Linked DNA regions of Mus musculus: region 2 is linked to region 1. Evidence: chromatin loops called from intact Hi-C (ENCODE). Cell type or tissue: gastrocnemius. All regions are shown on one strand. Each heading gives the region's core, and the rest is flanking DNA. Links, peaks and the distances in the headings are about the cores only. Region 1 overlaps Tmem189 (transmembrane protein 189). Region 2 holds the start of Snai1 (snail family zinc finger 1).

Region 1 (2,899 bases), core at 304-2,803:
GGTAGGACGGATGGAGGGCCTGCGATCTGATGGGTGCTCGGCGCCGGGCCCGCCCCGACCGAACCCCAGGCGGTCCGAACACCTGGACCCTAACCCATCTGAGCCCTCTGGATCCGAACCTTAGCCCATTCGAAGTCCCCGGATTCGAACCCTAACCCATCCTGAGTCCACGGATTAGAACCCCAACCTATTCGAACCTCACTTCGACCCAACCCGTCCGAACCCCCACGAATCCAAACCCCAGCCCATCCGAAATGCCGAGATCTGAACTCTACCCAGATCCGAACTCCAGCAGCCCATTTGGACGCCCTTGGATCCGAACCGCACTCCATCCGAACCCTAGCCCCATCCTAACCCTGCCCCCAATCTAATCCCAGCTTCCACCCAAAGCGGAACTCCAGGGCTTCCAACTTTGCAAAGAGCACCCCTAGATCTTGGGACCCTAACTAAACCCCTTCCTACTCCGAGCCGTGAGGCTTTGGGGTTGCAGAGATTTAGGAACAGCCCCAATGCACCTGCGCATCCAGAGTCCTAGCCCCAGGGCACCTTGGGCAGTTTAGGAACCCCACCCTGGCCTGCCTTGTCTTCCTAAATCCCAGTCCAAGGCTTCCGGTTCTCAGGCAGCGCGAAGCCTTAGACATCTCAGTCGCAGGCACTGCCCTTAGCCACCTAAACTCACACGCAGTCCTAGGACCCCCACGTTACGAGTCTACACTCTGTGCGTTTTTTCCAAGACCGTGGGTTGCAAACTAACCCCCCTTCTGGGACTAACAGTTCTCTAGCCTCTAGGGCCCCGATTTGGATTTCAGCTGCAAAATATCCCAGGCGCTCTTCCCATAAGCTCCATCATGGTCCCTGCTTCAGTAGCTGCAGTGAACTTATCCCCTCCCCCTCCCATTGGGACCGGCAGCCCTCACCTCTTACTGGTAGATTCTCGGCAGCGATTCAGACCCTATTGAGTCTGGCTCTGTCCTCTCCCACACCCACACACTAGCTGCCCATTAGGACTTTGTGGGATACACTTATCACCACCCGGAGCCCCTTTCCCTGGCTCCACCCCTTCCCCCAAAGCCAGGTCCCCTCTCTGGTTTCTTTGCTTCTTGACATGCTCTTATCCTAACTGGCACTGGCTCCAACCCGCTCTCAGGGAGCCTCAGCAATCTCACTGCCTGGCTGGGTATCCCCAGGGGTTGCGGAAATGCCTGTGCATCCAGGGTCAGATGACAGCCAGCCTTGAGGCCCCTCAGCCAGGGTAGAGTCTCCAGGAGTTGGCTTTGTTATTCAACATTCTATCCGCTCCCTTGGCTGGGCAGCTACAGGGCACACAGCCCTGGCCTGGGTGGGGCTGAGGCCACTACCCCCTTGGCTCCCTGCCCTGGCTGGCATGCGATTGATGCTTTTTCAGCGCTAAGTGGCACGTGACATAGGACCATTTGCTTTTTCTCTTTGGGTCCTAGGTCAGTGAGGATTGGCCTCGCCTTAGGTTTCCAGTCTGTATGTTTGGTTTTCCACTTGTCTTGGGTGTTTGGTCTGTTCGGCTGGGTCCTTGACCCACACACCCGAACACCCAGCCTCAGGACCCGAGTTCTCCTTGAGGGAGGCTGGTGGCGTTAGCTGGATGGCCTGGGTGGTGCCTCTTCTCCTGATCACTCGCTGTAATGATACACACTGTGTGGCTCTAGGCCTTGTGTACAGTAGGCGGCCCCTGTGATTCACCTGGCCAGCCGCCCTTCTCTGAACTTGAAGCGAGCTTGGTCTTGCTGGTCCTCAGGCATATAGCCTGGGAGTTGGAAATGGAGAAGAAGGGATTCATAGTGTGTGGCTGTGCTGTCCTCACAGCCCCCTTCCTACTGGCCCCAATCTTTCCTCTTGCTTTCCCCTGGGGTCCACCTCTTGCCCCTCCTTTATGATCAGGTATCAGTTCCTGAAGAGCAGCCACACAGCTTCAGACAGCCTCCTGGGGCCTTTCCTAACCCAGAGAGGGAAAGACTGGTCAAACTGGTTCCTCCAAGTTTCTCTCAGTAGGTCTCCTTGTCTCTGTCCCCTGAGCCGTGTGGTCTTAGAGAGGTGCCCTGGCCTCTCCTGACCTGACCCGGTAAAAGAGGAAGCAGGCCTGATGTATATTGAGCACCTAATGGAATATTTCTTCTAGTCCCTGTTGTCAGCCCTGAAGGCAGGCAAGACTTGAACTGGCATTTTGGTTCAGGAGACAGGTAACTAGTCCCCCAATAATAGGGTTGTAAAAGCCGTGTAGCAAAAGCAACAGGGAAAACATGAGGCAGGGGCTTGGCATTGTAGAGAGCCTGTATCGGGCTTTACTGAAAGGACAGCATTTGAACACGGAGCTAAAGGGAGAAAGGCAGGAGGGAAGGGACCTTGAGAATGTGTGTGAGGGCCGGAGAACAAGTGGAAAGGCCCCGAGGTGGGAGTGTGGCTGGCACAGTCCTCCGCTGAGCACGAGGAACCTGTGGGCTGGAGCGGAGAGAATTCCCTGCGTCCCAGGACCGAGTTCTTGAGATTCCTGGGGCTGATAATGGTTTGTCATTTGACAGCTGATAGCAGTATGTTAACAAAGATGCCATTTACTAAGTGAGCACTGGCTTACACAGGCGTTTCCCCAAATGCTCCCATGTCTTAAACACCGGGCCTATTTAGGGCTATGCCACCGCTGCTGCCACAGAAAGGCTGGCGAGGGTAGGCTGTGCATCTTTGACATCTGGTGATCAGGGAATCTCTGGCACTCTGGGACCACCCTGTCCATGTCTGTGGAGGCTTAGCACAGGATGGTAGCCCTTTCTGCTCCCATGGGGGCTATCCACAGCACCAGGACCAAGATGATGAGGGTATATTTCTTGTTTGCCTGCTTTCGCCCTGGCTGTAGAAATTAGCCAGGTCTAGG
Region 2 (2,899 bases), core at 247-2,746, 120 kb after region 1:
CAAAGACCCCACGAAGTGTTCTCTGATACATTTTAGAAACGAGGAAACTGGGGAAGTTCTCGACTCAGGATTCAAGGCCAGGTGCAGAATATCCTGTCTAGCAATATCCTGTCTGACTTCTACAGTGTGGGTTGAGCCCGGATAGGGAACACCTCTTCACTCCTAGCCTCGAACAGCAAGGTACAGAATGGAGAACAACCAACATCTACTTTGTCCACTGCTTGGCAGCCTTAGGAGTAAGTGTTGAGTCCCCCCAGGGTCTAAGGCCAAACAGCCCAGACTCAGAGCTCAGCTATGCACACTCACTCACCAGTGTGGGTGCGGACGTGGCCCTGAAGCAGCCAGGGCCTAGAGAAGGCCTTTCCACAGGTCGTGCAGACACAAGGCAGCGTGTGGCTTCGGATGTGCATCTTCAGAGCGCCCAGGCTGAGGTACTCCTTGTTACAATATTTGCAGTTGAAGATCTTCCGCGACTGGGGGTCCTTGGCCACCGAGAGCCTGGCCAGCTGCTTGGGAAGTTGGCCCAAGCCAGGGAAGGCGATGAAGGCCTCGGCCTCCAGGGAGGAGGCCGAGGTGGACGAGAAGGACGACGGCGCCGGCGAGGGCGGGCTGGGCGGCTGGGAGCTTTTGCCACTGTCCTCATCGGACAGCGAGGTCAGCTCTACGGCCTTGGGGCTCTCCCGCAGCGGGAGGGTGGCCCAGGCAACCGGCCGCACTTGGGGTACCAGGAGAGAGTCCCAGATGAGGGTGGGCAGCGAAGCGGCGGGGTTGAGGACCTCGGGCGGAGGGATGGCGGCCAGCAGGTGGGCCTGGTCGTAGGGCTGCTGGAAGGTGAACTCTGCGGGAAGAGAAGAGACAGCAGGGAGTCAGCTGAGCGGATTCTCGGGGCGCCAGGTGGGGGGGCTTCCCGCCCGCCCCTCCCCTCCCCCGCCCGGACTCCGCAAAGCTACCCCCGCCTTCGAGTCTTCAACTCCCGGAGCCTCCCCGTCCCGGGTCAAAGACACCCTCGGTGGATCCCAACTGCCAAGACCCGGAGCTCCAGATCCACCTGTCGCGCCCGCAGAGCCCGATTCTCACCTCCCCCCAGCACCCTTGGGATCCCCCCCAGCCGCCCGCGTCCCGCACCCCACCACGCACCCACACACGCGTCCTGCAGCTCGCTATAGTTGGGCTTCCGGCGGGGGTCGGACGGCTTCCTGACCAGGAAGGAGCGCGGCATGTTGGCCAGAGCGACCTAGGTAGTCGGGGTCACCGGGTCGCGCAAGGTCGGTAGTCAACTCCGCTCGCGAGGCCCGGCCGCACACTACGATCCCCTAGCAGCAGCAAATTCCTTTAAGTACCAGGGCTGGGGGCGTGACCGTACTGTTGGTCACGCCCCTTTGTCAAGGCTGAGCCAATGGCTGGCGGCGGCGCGGCCGGAGACTGAGACCGGAGCAGGTGCGCCTGGGCTGCTGGGGCTCCCGCCGCGTGGCGCTGAGATTCCGCTTGGGCTCCTCCCGGACCGGACCGCGCGGCTTCCGAGCTCCTCGGGCGACCCCTGGTGGCCGCGCCTGCCCCACGACGAGCGCGGTGCCCCGCAACATCCCCGAGCTGCTGACCTTTGGGCGCTGGGGAGCCAGAAAGTGCGATGATATGCACGCGCTTAGGGGTTCCTGGAACTGTCTACACAGCCCTGAACAAAACACTACCCAGGGATGCCCTACGCAAGGATGGCTTCCCGGCCGTGGGAGAGAGAGACAGACAGAATAAACAGAGGATTCGAATACTAAAGGGAGGTGTGATTTGATGAAAGGAGGTGGGGAGAGACAGCTGTGACTGTCAATGAACGGTCACCTGACAGGGGAGGGTGTCTATGACTTCCTAGAGGAAGTGAAGAAGCACCGAGGGGAAAGGCCCGGGGTAAGAATCAGTAACTTCTGCCTGTCCAACCTTTGAGAGCAGGTTCCAGGATGAGGTTGGTGTTGGGCAGACCCTGAGGGGTCCGATTTCCTGGCCTCGGGTCTTTGGAGGAGTTTGGACTTTGCCTTACAGGCACTGGGGAGTCACGGAAGGACTTTCAGCTGAGGACGGACGTGTTTAGAGTTGCATTGTGAAACACCAATAAGGGCAGGTGCGAGGCAGAGGTAGCAAGGACCAGGGCTAAGGCTCCCGACTTCCTGAAAATCGTGTTGGAACGTTCACAGGGAGGAAGGGTGGCCTCGGAAACCAAACCCACACCCCCATAGTATGGGGTTATAAACACCTATAAAGCAGAGGGTCTACGGAAACCTCTGGGGCACCAGCTAGCATCGAGTCTCTAGGCACTGGAGGTAACAACAGGGAATAGAATCAGACTCCCAGCACTGGGGGTGGGGGGTGGGGGAGTGGGAGGATGGTCAGACAACAGGCAACCATCGTGGAGAACACTGCCCTCTGGGTAGATTTAGTTCATCCATGAGTCTCCCTGAGTCCAGAGGGAGAGCACACAGCGCCCCACCACCACCCTCGTCCCAACGGACAAGTCAGCTGACTAGGTTTTGACTTTTCTCCATCCCCTATGATCAGAGAACAGGCTTTCCTACCACGGGGCCTTGCTTGGTACCTGCCTTCCTCCAGTCCTGTTTTCTCTTCCAGATCCACACCTGGCTAGGCTTCCTTTCATCCCTTTCATCCTTTGTTTCAGCAGCCCCCCACTCCACCCCCTCAGCCTCCCCCAAGCCTGCTTAGTAAGAAGGAAAGAGAAAGGCAAATGAAGCCCACAAGGGGAGGCCTGTTCACAACCTCACACCTGCCAGAGGCCTGAAAGTAAAACTTGGTCAAATGATGGATGCTGGCTGGCATGCCGCTTAGGAAAGGTGTGACTTAGCCCCTAACGGGTGACAGGTGACTCTCCACGCCCAGGAAGCTCCCTTCCTAGGCC

What was found. A loop is a pair of places that touch in the nucleus more often than their neighbours do. Peaks named below come from ENCODE experiments on the same cell type or tissue, not always from the same donor. Only the 100,000 strongest peaks of a DNase experiment are listed, where the experiment ranks them.
Region 2: it touches region 1 in a loop (2.5-fold over the local background); 23 of 42 quality-filtered maps call a loop at or near these places.

Annotation. Positions count from the first base shown.
Region 1 is chr2:167,658,475-167,661,373 of GRCm38, reverse strand. It overlaps Tmem189 (transmembrane protein 189), which reads left to right. Exons shown (of 6, transcript NM_145538.2): 1 at 1. Among named protein-coding and RNA genes, the nearest start is that of Tmem189, 1.6 kb to the left of the region's middle. In gastrocnemius, for the core only: no CTCF peak of the experiment used is centred there; DNase peaks (open chromatin) are centred at 633, 891 and 1,353; H3K4me3 peaks cover 2,081 bases; H3K27ac peaks cover 2,411 bases.
Region 2 is chr2:167,536,610-167,539,508 of GRCm38, reverse strand. It overlaps Snai1 (snail family zinc finger 1), which reads right to left and starts at 1,314. Exons shown (of 3, transcript NM_011427.3): 1 at 1,138-1,314; 2 at 311-838. The coding sequence starts at 1,219. In gastrocnemius, for the core only: a CTCF peak has its summit at 1,543 (motif pointing left); DNase peaks (open chromatin) are centred at 773 and 1,463; H3K4me3 peaks cover 1,625 bases; H3K27ac peaks cover 1,191 bases.